Linked DNA regions of Homo sapiens: region 2 is linked to region 1. A link is a contact called in ENCODE Hi-C or POLR2A ChIA-PET data. All regions are on one chromosome and are shown on one strand. The core of a region is the stretch at or near the end of the contact, and the rest is flanking DNA. Distances in the headings are between cores, read along the strand shown.

Region 1 (7,351 bases), core at 2,277-4,776:
GTGGTGGTGGGCACCTGTGGTCCCGGCTACTTGGGAGGCTGAGGCAGGAGAATGGCGTGAACCCGGGAGGAAGAGCTTGCAGTGGGCTGAGGTCGCACCACTGCACTCCAGCCTGGGTGACAGAGCGAGACTCCATCTCTAAAGTAATTAATTAATTAATTAATTAATTAAATTATTTTTTCAGATTTCAATTCTTTGCTGAAGTTTTTCAGCTTTTTATTTAACTTATTCGATCCCTCCTTGAATTCTGTAATACTGATGTGGTTTGGCTCTGTGTCTGCACCCAAATCTCATCTTGAATTGTAATCCCCACATGTCCAGGGAGGGACCTGGTAGAAGGTGACTGGATCATGGGGGCGATTCCCCCATGCTGTTCTCATGACAGTAAGTTCTCACAAGATTTGATGGCTTAAAAGTGTTTGGCAGGCTGGGCGCTGTTGGCTCACACCTGTAATCCCAGCACTTTGGGAGGCCAAGGCGGGTGGATCACAATGTCAGGAGTTCAAGACCAGCCTGACCAACATGGTGAAACCCCGTCTCTACTAAAAATACAAAAGTTAGCTGGGCGTGGTGGCACACACCTGTAATCTCAGCTACTCGGGAGGCTGAGGCAGGAGAATCTCTTGAACCCAGGAGGAAGAGGTTGTAGTGAGCTGAGATCACGCCACTGCACTCCAGCCTGGGCGACAGAGGGAGACTCTGTCTCAAAAAAAAAAAAAAGAAAAGGGTTTGGCAGTTACCCCGCCCTTGCGCTCTCTCTCTCCTGCCACCATGTAAGACGAGCCTTGCTTCCCCTTTGCCTTCCACCATTCCACCATGATTGTAAGTTTCCTGAGGCCTCCCAAGCCATGTGGAGCTCTGAGTCAATTAAACCTCTTTATAGATAACTCAGTCTCAGGTGGTTCTTTTTGTTCTTTAATTGAAACAGAGTCTCACTCTGCTGCCCAGGCTGGAGTGCAGTGGTGCGATCTCAGCTCACTGGAATCTCCACCTTCCAGATTCAAGCGATTCTCCTGCCTCAGCCTCCGGAGCAGCTGGGACTACAGGCATGCACTACTATGCTTGGCTAATTTTTTGTATATTTAGTAGAGACGGGGTTTCACCATGTTGGCCAGGCTGGCCTCCTGACCTCAAGTGATCCACCCACCTCAGCCTCTCAAAGTGCTGGGATGACAGGAGTGAGACACTGCGCCCGGCCCCTCTTGTAGTTCTTTATAGTGGTGTGAAAACGAACTAATACAAATTTATTCACTGTAGTTAATTTAAAGTCCTTGTCTGCAAACTGTAATGTCTGGATCACTGCGGGGTCTACTTCTATTGTCTCTTTTTTCCTCTTAGTTATTGGCCATATTTTCTTGCCTCTTTCCATGTCTGAAAGTTGTTTATTAAATGCCTGACATTGTGTATAAAAGAGCCGGTGAGACCCGGGTGATCTCATCCGCACCAGCGAGGGTCTCTTTTCCTCGTTAAGGCAGAGAGAGCGCAGCCTCACCGTGTCCCTCCGGCCAGGGTTGTGCTGGGAGGAGCAGCTTGCAGTTTTAGTGAGACTCAGTCTACCCACACTTGGGTATGGCCTTGCCTGCCTGGCAGACCTCCGTTTCCCTGAGGTCTGCACAAGGCCTGGCTCTGCCTTTTGGAGGTTCCAGCTGAACTCTCCAGCCTTCTATGTCTCCTGGCTTTGTAATCACATGAATGATTTGACAGAGATGGAGAGGATATGCTTGAGGAACTCTGTCCCCAGGGATGGGAGGGCCAGAGAGTCCACTCTGCCTTAGGACTTAGCTAAACTCCCACCTCCCAGCCTCCCCTGTGGCCATAGACTCAGCACATGCCCCTCAGAAGAACCAGTGGTTTGTTTGAGCCCCTCGAGTTTCCAATCTGCCTTTAGCTCCGTGGCAAGCACCAAAAGTTTTGCCATTTCTCTTTGTCCAGAAGTGGCCTCTTGTCTGGGCCAGACCGGTGTCCAGCCAGCAGGCAGCTGGGAAACACTCGGCTCAGCTTGGGGGTGCTTGTCCCTTGCCTAGTTGCCTCTACAGCTCTCTGATGCCCTTGGAGGCAGGATTCTCACACACCCCCTGGCTTTTTCTCGTCGTGGTTGCAGGATCACTGGCCTGCCGTGGGCTGCCACCTCCCACGTGGAAGTGGAACTCTCCATGAGCTTTTTGTTCCATCTTGTCGCTAACCCAGCCTCTGAACCTCTCACCACATCACTCCTCCCTCCGTGCGGCCTCGTCCCCTCCGTGGTTTCATAAGCGTCTGCAACACACCACACACCTGCTTGCTGATAGTTCAGCAGCGTAAAGAATCTGGTTTAAAATCGTTTTGCCCCAGAACTTTGAAGACATCGTCTGTGATTTCTAGCTTTAGTTGTTGCTAGTGAGGACATTGTGTGCTGGGGGCGTTCTGGGATCCGCCTCCGCGGCAGTACCAGGGGACTCCCATGCCCTCTGCCTTCTAGTTGGGTTTGGCAAAGGGAGGAACTGGCAGGAGATGGAGGTGGGAGGAGAGCAAGATCAGGCCTTTTCTTTCCTGATACCCCACCAGGCTGCTCTGGGTGGGCCCATCTCTTAACCAAGGCTGCTGCCCGTGTGAGGGTCTCCTGGCAACAGCTTGCCTCCCAGGGTTCCTGTTAGGGGGGTGCCAGCTCTACGCTCCTGATCCCGAGACGTGGCTCAGTCTTCCGAGTCTCCTTTAAGCCGCACACACACTTCCAGAGGCCCTTTCGTTAAGCACCACTCAAAGCACAAAACCACAAGGGCCCAGGCGGCCGCAGGATGAAACACCGCAAGTGTCCCGGGAAGGCAGGTTCATTACTTGGAGAAAAAATAAAATTATATTCCTAGCCAAGTGTTCACATAAATCAATTCCAGGTGGGCTAGAGAATAAATAAAAAAGCAAATCATTCTATAAATAAAAACACATACGTCTGTAAGTATTGCACCAATTTTGAATTTGATAAGAACTTTCTAAGCATAAACCAAACAGTCTTCATCAAGGGAAAATATGTACAAATTTGAGTGCATAGAATTTTAACATTTTTATTTATAAAAATACCTTAAATAAATTAAAAGTCAAGTGACAAACAGGAAAAAGTATTTGCCACAGATGAAGAACCACAAAACTAATTTAAAAAAAAACAAATATCCCAGTAAAAAAATGGAGAAAGACCAGCCTAAGACGATTTAAATGAAACAAATCAAATGTCCAAAGTAGAAATGCTTAACATCTCTAGTCATCAGATAAATTAAATTAAAACTACGTACAATTTATCCTGTATCAAATCCCCTCTCCCCTGCCCCTTGGGTCCAATCTGAGGGCCCCTAACAGTTCCGCCTTTGAGGCAGCCCTGCGCCCCGTGGGACACCCCTCCTGTGCTGTGAGCCACTTTGACTCTGTTGATTTCAGACGGTGCCCTGAGATTTTCCTCCCACTACCCAAAAGGCCATTAACATATTTTCCTAAACAAATAGGCAGTTTCCCCTGGAGACAGACTCACTGGGACTTGGCAGCCCACCAGAGCACAGAGCCCGCCGCTCAAAGTCAGAACCCAGAAAGCAAAGCTCGCCCCACTCTGCGGCTGGTCTCCAGGCTGGTGAAAGTCAAGGCCATTACCAAGCCCCTGCTCTTCCCCTCCAGCCCCCTGCCTGCCCCAAACTGCCCCCCTGGCCTGGCCTCTGGGACCTGCAGAGGTTTCCCACCTGTGCTTGCCTGAGGCCTTACAGTCAGATCTTTTACCCTAATGCCCCTCCTGGGACAGGCCCCAGGGAACCAGCCCCACCCCGTGGCTGGACACCTGCCGCTGCCCCAGCCCTCCTGGCTGAGCCCTGTTTCACCCTCGCTGGGGCAGCCCTGGTCACCGAGCCTAGCTTTCACGGGTTTATTGTCCTCTGGTGCCCCGGGGCAGGCTCGATCGGGCAAGGAGAGTCCCAAGCAGGGTCAGCGTGCCAGGGACAGGCTGGAAGGGCCGAGCAGACGCTTGCCATCAGGCCTTCCCGCTCCGGGTTTTGGGGTGAGGTTGTGGTTTTCTTCTATTTTATAAATGTTCTACAATTTTATTATTAAATAAGTCAGGAGCCATTATTATTATTATTATATTATTATTTTCAGGGAAAACAAGCATCAAGTGGGCCCACTGAGTTTTCTTCTTGGTGAAGGAAGGGCCAGAGCTTGAACTGAGGCAGACGGCGGAGGGGGACTCTGCGGCTCTTGGGACCTGCTGACCCCTGGGCAGGGGGCAGGGGCTGCAACAGCCGTGGCCACGGGGCTGCAAACATCAGCCTAGCAGTGTCCCGTGGCCCAGGGCAAGGGGCCAGTGCTGCCAGAGATTCCTGAGGCCCTGGTGGGTGGGAGACAGAACCCCAACCCCCAACACCCCCACCACTGTCCAGGAGGCAGGAAGAAGTGCCCACAGGGGCAAGGACCGCGTGAGGGTCAACAGGCCCAAGAGGCCCCAGAAAAGACTCGGAGAGCTGCTGCAGCCCCTTCAGAACAGCCAGCACTGTCTACACTCTCTAGGTGCCGCTAGACCCCTCCCCTCCCCTCCCCTGCTTTCCCTCCCCTCCCCCGCCTTCCATCTCCTCCCCTCCCCTGCCTTCCCTCCCCTCCCCTCCCCTGCCTTCCCTCCCCTCCCCTGCCTTCCCTCCCCTCCCCTCCCCTGCTTTCCATCTCCTCCCCTATCCCATCTCCTCCCTCCCCTCCCCCTGCCTCCCATCTCCTCCCCATCTCCTCCCTCCCCTCCCTTTCCAGCTTCTTCTCCTCCTCCCCTTCTCCCTCCCCGAACTCCCTCTCCTTCTCCCTCCCTTCTTCCCTCTCTCCCTTGGTTCCTCTCTCCCTCCCTTGCCCTCTCCCTCTTTCCTTGCCTCCTTTCATTTCAGCGTTGAGCGGGATGAATGGGCGTGAAGACCCTCAGTCTCCCCTTGTATGCAGGCAGGGAGGTGGACCTGAGTCCTGTCAGCGCCAGACCAGCAGGACTCTGACCACCCCCAGAGCGGCACCCTGTCCCTCACCTCCCCAACACCCCCACGACCCTGGCGCCTCCCAGGGGCTGTTCCCCCGTCCCCTCCCGCCCTGGGAGCTGGCGTTGCCCCGCCTGCCTGGAGCCGGCCTTGGGGCCGCACAGCTCTGCTCAGTAGCGTTCCTCCCTTCCTTAGCCTTGAGCCTGAGACAGGTGTCCCCTGGCCCCACCCAGCACCTTGTGCTCATGCACCGCGTTGAACCGTGGCTGGCCCTGGGAGGGGGATATCCTCCCTTGTGAGGACGTGAGGGGCTGCAGGTCAGAGGCAGCTGGTGTCCTGCCCTCCTCCTGCCCCCAGGCAGAGTCCTGGGCAGGTGGCCTTGGTGGACGGGCATCTTCCTGGGCCCTCGGGAGCCGCGGTAATGAGCTGTTGCGTAAGCGCTCACCTTTCCTCTCTGGGCGGCTCTAAGGGCTTTTTGATTTAATTGCCAGTGTATTTCCAGAAGCAAAATCTGGGGCACTGTGGTGAGAGCAGCCTGGGGAGACTGGGCAGCAGGTGGGGCCAAGGCTTCCCCACCCCTGGGAGGGCAGCCTCGGCCCGGGCAGAGGCTGGCTTTGGGGGGATGCTGGACATGGGCCGGGTGGTGAGCTGAGCCGGGGCCTGGCGCCCCCTCCTCGAGTCAAACGCCCTCTGCCGAGGGTCCCTCCCCCCACGGAGCATCACATGGGGCCCCTCCTCCCCTGCTCAGCTCACGCCCCCACCCGGTCAGCTGGCACTCTCCCTGACTGTCTTTCATCAGGCAAATGGCTGAGTGCTGGGCACAGCCACGGTCCACAGGCCACAGTTACCTGAGGCCTCCTTTTTCAAATTGTCACCCAGGTGTCACCTGCGTGGACCCTGCCGTGTCTCTACCTAAGGGCTCCCCAGCTCAGTGGGTGACACATGGCCCTGGCCAGCTGAGAGCACTGAGGTGGCTGGAGGAGCAAGAGTCTTTCTGTCCAGCACCCAGGGCCTCACAGGGCTGAGCCTCCCTGGCTTTGGCGTCCCCACGTGCAACAGGAAAGGCGGGTCAGGGGAGTTCTGGACTGACCCAGGCCGCCCAGCTTCTCAGGGCTTGCGGTGGGCCTGCCATCCACCTCCAGGGCCAGCTGGGGTGGGGAAGGAAGCAGGACCTCCAGCCACAGGCCGATGGCTCCTTTGGGGAAACCGAGACTTCCATCTGCCTGGCACCTCTTCCCGCCCCGTTGGAAAAAGGACCCTTTCCCACGGAACCTGCACCAAGGCGATGGCCCCACTGGCTTTCTTGCTCCCCGGCCACACAGGGTGGACCCCTGGTCTAGGCCTGGCTCAGGGTAGGGTCCAGTCCACTGGCACTCAGGGAAGCGCTCCCTCTCCTGAGTCTCCAGTCCTGGGGGGTCGGTCCTTTTGGAGCCTTCTCTACAGTCCAGGGGCAGAGCCTGCCTTGGGAGGAGGCGGCGTGGAGGGTGTGATGGAGACCGGGCTGGTCTGAAGCCCTCTGAGCGGAAGGGAGCTCCTTCCCGGGGGCCGAGGACAGCAGGCTCAGCAGGCCAGACGGTGGTGGGAGGAACTGCAGGGTGCCGGGGTGGGCCGGGCACGTCCTTGGGCACCAACCAGGCGGGGCCGTGTGTGACAATTTTAGAAAGGATTTGATATTTGTTATTTCAAAAAAGGCATCCAAGCTGTCTCTGTGGGAAAGAACAGAACTCTGACCTTTCACCCATTCGATGGCTTAGTGCTGTTGTTATTTCAAATCATACACAGGGGGCACCCTGATCCTTCAGCGCCAGGGGCCTCAGAGGGTCTCAGCTGGAAGTTTGCATGCAGGGCCGGGCGGGTTTGAGTTGAGCACACAGAGCAGAGGGGTGGCAATGTGGGCACGACCTCAGCCCGGCACCCTGGCCTGAACCAGGCCTTGGCAGCCTGTCTGGGGCAGGCTGGGCTGTGCTGTGGCCACAGGAGGGGCCCGGTGGGGGCTGCATCCCCTCTGGCATCCCAGGGCCAGCCTGACTGCAGCCTCATGGCTCCTGAACACCCTCCAGCTGGGTCCCAGTGGTGCCCCTCAGGCCCTGTCCCTGGACCAGCCCTCACTCAGAGCCACCAAGGGGGTCTGTTGGGAGGGGGCTGGCCGGCCTCAACCTGCGGGCCCGGGCGTCTCACCTGTAAGGTGACCTGGACGGGACCAGACATGACCCCTGTCCTGCACAAGGCCCCCTGCGTGGTCCGGGTGCCTGGGCTTCCCCATCTGTAAAATGGGAGCGTGACCCTGACCTTATGCAGGGCTTGTGAGGGTCACCGGCTAGGCCTGCACGTGGTGCTCAGCGCCATACCTGGCGTCGTGGTCACTCGTCTTCCTGCTCCGCCCCCCGGGCCCTCCT
Region 2 (7,351 bases), core at 1,999-4,498, 160 kb before region 1:
CAGCCATGAGCCTGGGAGGGCTGCGGTGAGCCAGGCAGGGCTGCCGGCCGAGAGCCTGGGAGGGCCACCGTGAGCCGCAGTGGCGGCAACATTCATTGGACCAAGGCTCCAGGAGACGAAGAAGAACATTCGTGATGACCGAGACAACTCTCAGGAAGACAGCACAACCACAAATGTGTATATGGCTAATAACAAAAAACACACTGGGCAGAGGTTGACAGAACAAAGGAGAAACAGACAATCCCACAACCACTGTAGGAGACTTTAGCGCCCTCCCTTGGCACTCAATGGATCTAGACCAACACACACAAGCAGTCAAGATGCAGGACACAGTCAAGCTCCGTGGTCCACTTGGCACGACAGAAAACCACATCTGACACCTGCAGAACACAGAATGCATACTCCTCTCCGTGGCACACTCACCAAGGGAGATGACACGCCTCTCCGGGGCACACCCAAGGGAGATGACATGCCTCTCTGGGGCACACCCACCAAGGGAGATGATACGCCTCTCCGGGGCACACCCACCAAGGGAGATGATACGCCTCTCCGGGGCACACCCACCAAGGGAGATGATACGCCTCTCCGGGGCACACCTGCCAAGGGAGATGACACGCCTCTCCGGGGCACACCCGCCAAGGGAGATGGCACTCCTAACTTCACGAAAGCTACAAAACAATTTCCATCAAAACATCAATTAATTGTAACACATGAACTGTAAAAAACAATTATGAGACAACTGAGAACATCTAAATCCTAACTGGATATTGAATAGGTTGGAATTACTGATCATCTTTTTAGATATAAAGCTACTGTGTAGGGTCTGTATTCTTTGAAATACCTACTGAAATAGTCACGAATGAAGTGATGCACTGTCTGGTTTTTGCTTCAAATGCTCAGGGGTGGGAAGAGCAGGTGGAGGGGTCTGAAGCAGAACTGGCCACGAGCTTCACAGCTGAGCGTGGGTGCTGGGCACGGAAAGGATTCTCTCCATGTTTATATGGGCTTGAAATCGTCACAATAAGTTTGCTGAACGTGCTCACTGTTTAACTAACTCTGTAGGAACAAAACCAGAAACCCAAAAAACACATTCCCTCCAGCCAGCAACACCCAAGGCAGGAGCCCTGGAGCTGCGCAAAGCCACCCCCAGGGCCTTCGAGTGAGTGCCTCTGAACAATGGAAAAATCATGACCTTCTCTGAGGTCTGTGATCTTTCCTGGTCTCATAATGGCAAGGCCAGGGAGAAAAGAGGGAATCTCTGTTTCTTACCAACGTCCTGCTTGGGGATTCAGCTTGAAAACACTTCTGTTTGCCAGCTCTGGAGGAGGTGCGGTGCCCAGGCTCAGACAGTACGAACCCACTCCACGCTTGGGCACCTGCAGTGGCCTCACCAGAGCCGACAGACACGCACATCAGAGACTTCGTTTTAAAACAGATTTAGTCACTGCACAAGGCGAGAAACTCAAAATAGCTCATTTGAAGAGGATGGGTTTTCGTGACCTACTATTGGACATTTTTGGCTAACAGAAAAAAAAATATTTCCTCTGCAAGTGAGTGAAGCTGCAGAATGTACCGGGTAAATGTAAATGCTTCACTGATGAGCAATGACTCCCAACAGCCAGGATTCAAGCACCTCGCCCACTAAAGGGAGCCAGGCAGGGGCTGAGGTCCGGGAGCTCACTACTGAAGCTGATGGGTGGCTAGCACCACCACAAAAGGCAGCCAGGGACAGGGCACCTTTGTTGCAATGTCTTTACCTGACCAAGTAAGCCAGCACCCAGGAGCCCCTGCCCTGGGGACAGAGGCCTCCTCCATGGGGAAGGGAGACAGAACCAGCCCCCCAACTCCCCAGGCAGTGGTGTGCTCGAAAGCTCTCAATACTAGCTCTCCAGGCGAGGCCCTGGGACTGCCCTTCCGAGGTGTGAATGCCCCGCCATGGCCAACGCTAAGCCACCGATGTGGCATCACTGAACCTGGGGTAGGAGAGGTGCTCGGCAAGGCACCATCATTCACACATCAAATACTGTGTGAGTATTTCCCTCACCCAGACACAGAGCTAAATAGTCAAGATCATACGTAACAGTACAATAATTAGGAAGGGATGAGTGTGGGGCATTTATTGCCTTTGGTTTTAATATATTTACTTTATTACAGGTTTATATAATTTGATTTTTAATAATGGCTGCATTTCACACCTGGCTCCCAAGTTCCTGATCAATTCAGTCAGTGCCCATGACAATCTGGGCGGGGTGCAGTGGTGGTGGGTGGAAGTGTGGGCTTTCCAGGAAGCACACCGGGCACGGGCTCCTGCTGGACCCCTTCCTGGCGGGAATTCTGGGGCCTGGTTCCTGCCTCTCAGAGGATCCACTTCGGCACATGCCTTCCTGAGACGGTCGCTGTGAGGTGTCAACAATGCTGGCATCCAGGCTCAGCACAGGCTGGACAGAGTGAGGTGACACCAGCCAGACACAGCTACTCACACCACAGGCGTTGGCCCGTGCCAGAGAGATACAGCCACAGGGGACACAGGCGCCCTGGCATCCGGGAGGACAGGGACACACACAGAGCTCTAGGCAGCTGCAGAAAGCCAAGCAGCTCCCCAGGGCTGGCCTGGGAGCCTCTGCAGCCTGCACGATCCTGGACAAAGATCCCTTCAACAAAACATATTGCTGGACCGCAGAGGATGGACAGGAAAGGCCACGCCACAGTGTCGGACAGCACGCTTGGGTCAGGCCTGGCTGGAAACACACTGCTGCAAAGCACAGATGTGACCGAGTGTCCCCAGGTTACCAGGCAGGGCTGTGAAGAGACACAACCCCCATGGGGGTGCACATCTCCACCCACGAGTCTGAGCTTCTGCTCAGCACTTCACGCCCTGAGTGACAATGACACTGGCATGCGTGACCTTGGAACTATCGGGGAAGTCACGGCCCAAAGCTGTGCATTTTCTTCACCAAAATTCTACAGTGAAAAAGCAGGTGCTCCTACCTTAAAGGAAAAAAGGGCAGTCAATAAAACCACATGGGTTGTTTTATTATAGTGTCCTTGAACTGGATGCTTCATAGGAAGGCCCAGGAAAAATATCTTGGAAAGGCATGGCAAGAAAAAGCACGTTCACCAGCCAAACAAGCAGCACCCTGCTTCTGCCGCGGAGCGGGGCCCAGCACGAAGGGCCCCTGGTTCCCAGGAAACAGGCAGCACAGGCCTGCCCAGGCCACGTCCATCGGCACGGCCAAGACTCGGTGTTAAAAATAGCAACAGCCAGGCCCTGTCAGGCGTTCTCCAAAGAGGAGTATCGGAGTGACCTAAAAAGGAATTACATCCTGCACAGCACCCCAGTGGAAGCCCCATGCCAAGATAAGGCGCGCAGAGGGACACGGGAATTTCTTGATAGAAAAAGGCCACAGTTACTTGCCAACGACGCCTGGAAAACACCCTGTTTAAAATCCCCGCTGCCCACCCTTGCCCTGGGTGGGGGCTCTCCTCTCCAGGTCCCTTCGGGGCTGGGCTGGGCTGCAACGGGTGCTGGGACCCCAGAAAGAGGCCTGTTTGTGACCAACCAGACCCAGGTTCCCACAGGCCCCTGGTCAGACAGCCTCCTCAAGGCGCAGCCGATGGGACCGGCCAGGGCACACGGAGCAGCTGTGTGGGCAGGGGCCTGTTCTTCTCTCCGCCCTGCACACAGGACACCATGAGTTTCCATGACCTCACCGCAGGCAGCCTGGCCAGCCTGTGTGATCTGGAGCTGCCTTTCCTTGGCCCTGCGTGGGGCTGGGCCACCATGGGGAGGGGTGTGGGACCCAGCAGGCCCCACCCAAGCACAGCCTAGAGGTTTTTTGGGGAGACTGTGGGTTCTACCACACTGACCACATGCAGCAGCCTTCCCCCCAGAGATAGGGCAAGTGACTTAAGCAAATCTGCAGATGGAGCCAGAAGCTGCTGCCGGAGACGCCACGGGCAGAGGTGGAAACGCAGGGCTCTAACCCGAACAAAGTCCGGGCTTGGGCCATCGAAGCTCCCACAAATCAGCTCTAGTTTAAGAAGCACGTCCCCCGCCGCCCCCGCCGCCTCCCGGCCCCCACCACCGCACAGGGCAGGGCAAGGTTAAGTCCAGGGTCATGGCAGGTGCGACCGAGGCCCCACCCGCCCCCCACCCTCATGGACACTTTCACTTCACTGATGCCTTCCCCTCATGGATGTCTTCCCCTCATGGATGTCTTCCCCTCATGGATGTCTTCCCCTCATGGATGTCTTCCCCTCATGGACGTCTTCCCCTCATGGACGTCTTCCTCTCATGGATGTCTTCCCCTCATGGACATCTTTCCCTCATGAAAGCCTTTCCCTCATGGATGCCTTTTCCTCAAGGATGGCCTCTCTTCATGTATGCCTTTCCCTAGAGCTTGCCTTCCCCTCAAGGACACCCTCCCCTCATGGGCACCTTTCCCTTATGGACACCATCTCCTCATAGACATCTTTTCCTCAAGGACACCTCCCCTCAAGGACGTCTTTCCCTCATGGAGGCCTTTCCCTAGAGGACACCCTCCCCTCACAGACACATATCCCTGGAGGATGCCTTCCCCTCAAGGATGCCTTCCCCTCATGGACGCCTTCCCCTCATGGACGTCTTCCCCTCATGGACAGCTTTCCCTCATGGACGCCTTCCCCTCATGGACACCTTACCCTCATGGACGCCTTTTCTTCATGGATGGCTTTCCCTCATAGACGCCTTTTCCTGGAGGACATCATCCCCTCATAGATGCCTTTCTGAAGGATGTCTTTCCCTAGAGGGTACCCTATCCTCGAGGACGCCCTCCTCCATGAACACCTTTCCCTCATGGATGCCACCTTCCCCTGGAGGATGCTTTTCCCTCGAGGATGACGTTCCCTCAAGAACGCTTTGCCCTCAAGAACACTCTCCCCTCAAGGACGCCCACCCTTCTTGGATGCCTTCCCCTTATGGACACTTTCCCCTTATGATTGTCTTTCCCTGGAGGGCAGCTTCCCCTGGAGGACACCCTGCCCTTGTGGACACCCCTCCCTCATGGATACCCTCCACTCATGGACCCTCCCTCATGGATGCCTTCCCTGGAGGACAGCTTCCCCGGAGGCCACCTGGCCATCGTGGATGCCATTCCCTTGTGGATACCCACCCCTCATGGATGCTCACGTGTGGAATGCATGTGGAGAACTGCCGCAGCACAGGGCTGTCCGCACAATGCAGAGGGAAGGGCCAAACCACGCAGCAGCAAGTGAACACTCATTCCACAGCCACTAGCACCAACCCTGGAGCCACACTGGAGACTTCCAGAAAAAGAGGGGACACAGAAGAACCTTCTGTTCAGGTCTCCCGTCGCCCCACAGCCAATCTTCCGCTATGCATGCAAATGTAACACAACTCCCTTCAAAGATGTACGATGAGATTTTTATCTTCAGCCACTTTCCTGAGTCACTGAAAGTTCATGAAGACACTGAACAGCTGCAGGGCCCTGGCTCGAGAGGATGGGGCCATTCGTCACCTGAAGTTGAGCAGGCGGGCAGCGCACTGCCCTACAACAGAGCTGGGGTTCCCTCACGTGGAGTCTGTGTTTCTGGAGCTCTTAGGAGGGGAGGGCTGGGGTCAGAGGGCAAGAGCAAGTTTGAGGCCACTGCTGTATAACACCAGGTAGCTTAAAGAGGAACCACCCATCTGCAGTGCTGGGGACACACGTCAGGCAGCCAAATGGACCCACCCTCGGCACCCAGAGGCCAAGAATGGGAATGCCAGGTGCTGCTTCAGCTGTAAGCAAGGAAGGGGCACTACCTGGCAGCCACCTCCCCTCGCTCCTGCCATCTGTGCGGCCACGGCTCAGGGTCAAACACACCCGGTTCTGAAGGCCACACAAAAACAGATAACATGTCTCATTAATAACTGTATACTGATTATATGTTGAAATGATAACATTCTAGATACACTGGGTGAAATAAAATATATTATTAAAATAATTTCACCTATTTCTTTTTGCTTTTTAAAATGTGACTCTTCAAACTTTGAAATGACATATGCACTTTACACACCATTTCTATTGGATGGGGCTGGGCTAGATTCTAAGAGAAGCTTTTGACCATCTTTCTATTGGAATTTTACATGTTCTCTTTCATTTATAAGAGTTCTTTATAAAAATTGTTAAACCAGCCTATTGTTGTTTTTAAAAATATATTCCCAGTCTGCCTTTTAATCACATTTAAACTCTAAGAGCCTAAGAAAAGTCCTGCCAGTTTTATTTACTCGAATCCATCAGTCTTTGCCTCTACAAATTCCTTCAACTATGTGGAGTTTAGAAAAGCCTTCCCCATCCGGAAAGGAAATAAACAGCCATGTTTCCTTCTACGTGTCCCCCACGCCACGCCCCCCCCCCCCCCCGCCACCAGAGCACATCTGGAGGGAGAGGGGGCGGCCACCATAGGGCACAGGGCTCCAGGCCCTCACAGCAGTTAGTGCTTCCTGAATGGTGCTGCCGGCCCGGTGGAATTCACTCTGTCACTCCTCACAGTCATTGCCAGCCATGGGTGCATGCTCACGAGGAAGCGGGGCACGGTGAGGTTACACAGCCCAGAAAGGGGAGCCTCCCATCAGTCTCCTCCCAGGGTCCACGATGGGCTCTCAGCCATGCCGGCCCTTACTGAGCTGGTAGGAATGGGCCTGAGCTGCGTCAGGCAGACAAGGATCACACTGTCTTCCAAAGGAGACCAGACCACTGGCAGGAGGTCTGCTTTTAGAATCTGGTTTGCGGTTAATTTCCACACTTGAGCCTAATCTAATGGTTGCTCTTCACCAAGAGTAGATCCGCAGCTGCTGATCAGAGCGCTGTGCTGTAAACACCCTCCTGGGCAATGGCAACCAGTGAAGACATCAACATCAACAACAAAGTCACCGAGTCAGATTCGCGTCCCTTATCTCCAGTTTCTCTCCACACCCGACGCCGCCACTCCAGCCTGGGCACCTCCCCCACACGGCTCTCTCCACGGCCTCACCCCTCCCGGTTTCCAATACTCCAACCAAAGGTCCTCACAAATCTGTCCGTGGCTGCCGTTACCCTGAGGATGAAGAAAGTCTGAAGCTTTTCACGGGGAAGAGGAGGCCCTGTGGCATCTACCCGTCTGCATCCCCTGTCTCGCCTCTCACTATAATCCCAGCCATCTCACACCCCCAGCCCCGGACCACACTGTGCTCGCTGCTTTCACCACGATTCCTGGAAGGTGTCTTTTTCGGCTCTCACTCCCTCGTTCATTTCACTTGTCATCCGCTGCACGTTGCTGGCAGCTGGGGACACAGAGGGAGTCGGGACAGACCAGGCACTGGCCCTCAAAGCAC

The links. Hi-C counts contacts between places; a loop is a spot of excess contacts on that map. ChIA-PET counts read pairs that join two places held with the same protein, here RNA polymerase II (POLR2A). Pooled maps may share reads with other maps.
Region 2: a loop to region 1 is called in a map of breast epithelium, with 18 times the contacts of the local background. The contact joins two enhancer-like sites. A Hi-C loop is called at or near these places in 38 of 168 maps with a recorded cell type or tissue (GM11168, HAP-1, HepG2 and 27 more) and 11 of 50 pooled maps. POLR2A ChIA-PET finds 5 or more read pairs at or near these places in 3 of 52 experiments (AG04450, H1 and Panc1).

What each region holds. Positions count from the first base shown.
Region 1 is chr10:132,465,851-132,473,201 of GRCh38, reverse strand. It overlaps LOC105378569 (a long non-coding RNA gene), which reads right to left. Exons shown (of 3, transcript XR_007062343.1): 3 at 5,111-7,351. Among named protein-coding and RNA genes, the nearest start is that of LINC02870, 24 kb to the right of the region's middle. Within about 2 kb of position 3,526, at least 12 of the 41 ENCODE cell types and tissues checked have a DNase peak (open chromatin) inside an H3K27ac peak, as active enhancers do; they include body of pancreas, gastrocnemius medialis, heart right ventricle and 4 more, where a contact is called at or near this core.
Region 2 is chr10:132,627,513-132,634,863 of GRCh38, reverse strand. The region is part of intron 2 of INPP5A (inositol polyphosphate-5-phosphatase A); the gene reads right to left. Among named protein-coding and RNA genes, the nearest start is that of INPP5A, 93 kb to the right of the region's middle. RefSeq lists enhancers at 42-551, 1,556-6,339. Within about 2 kb of position 3,248, at least 25 of the 41 ENCODE cell types and tissues checked have a DNase peak (open chromatin) inside an H3K27ac peak, as active enhancers do; they include body of pancreas, gastrocnemius medialis, heart right ventricle and 4 more, where a contact is called at or near this core.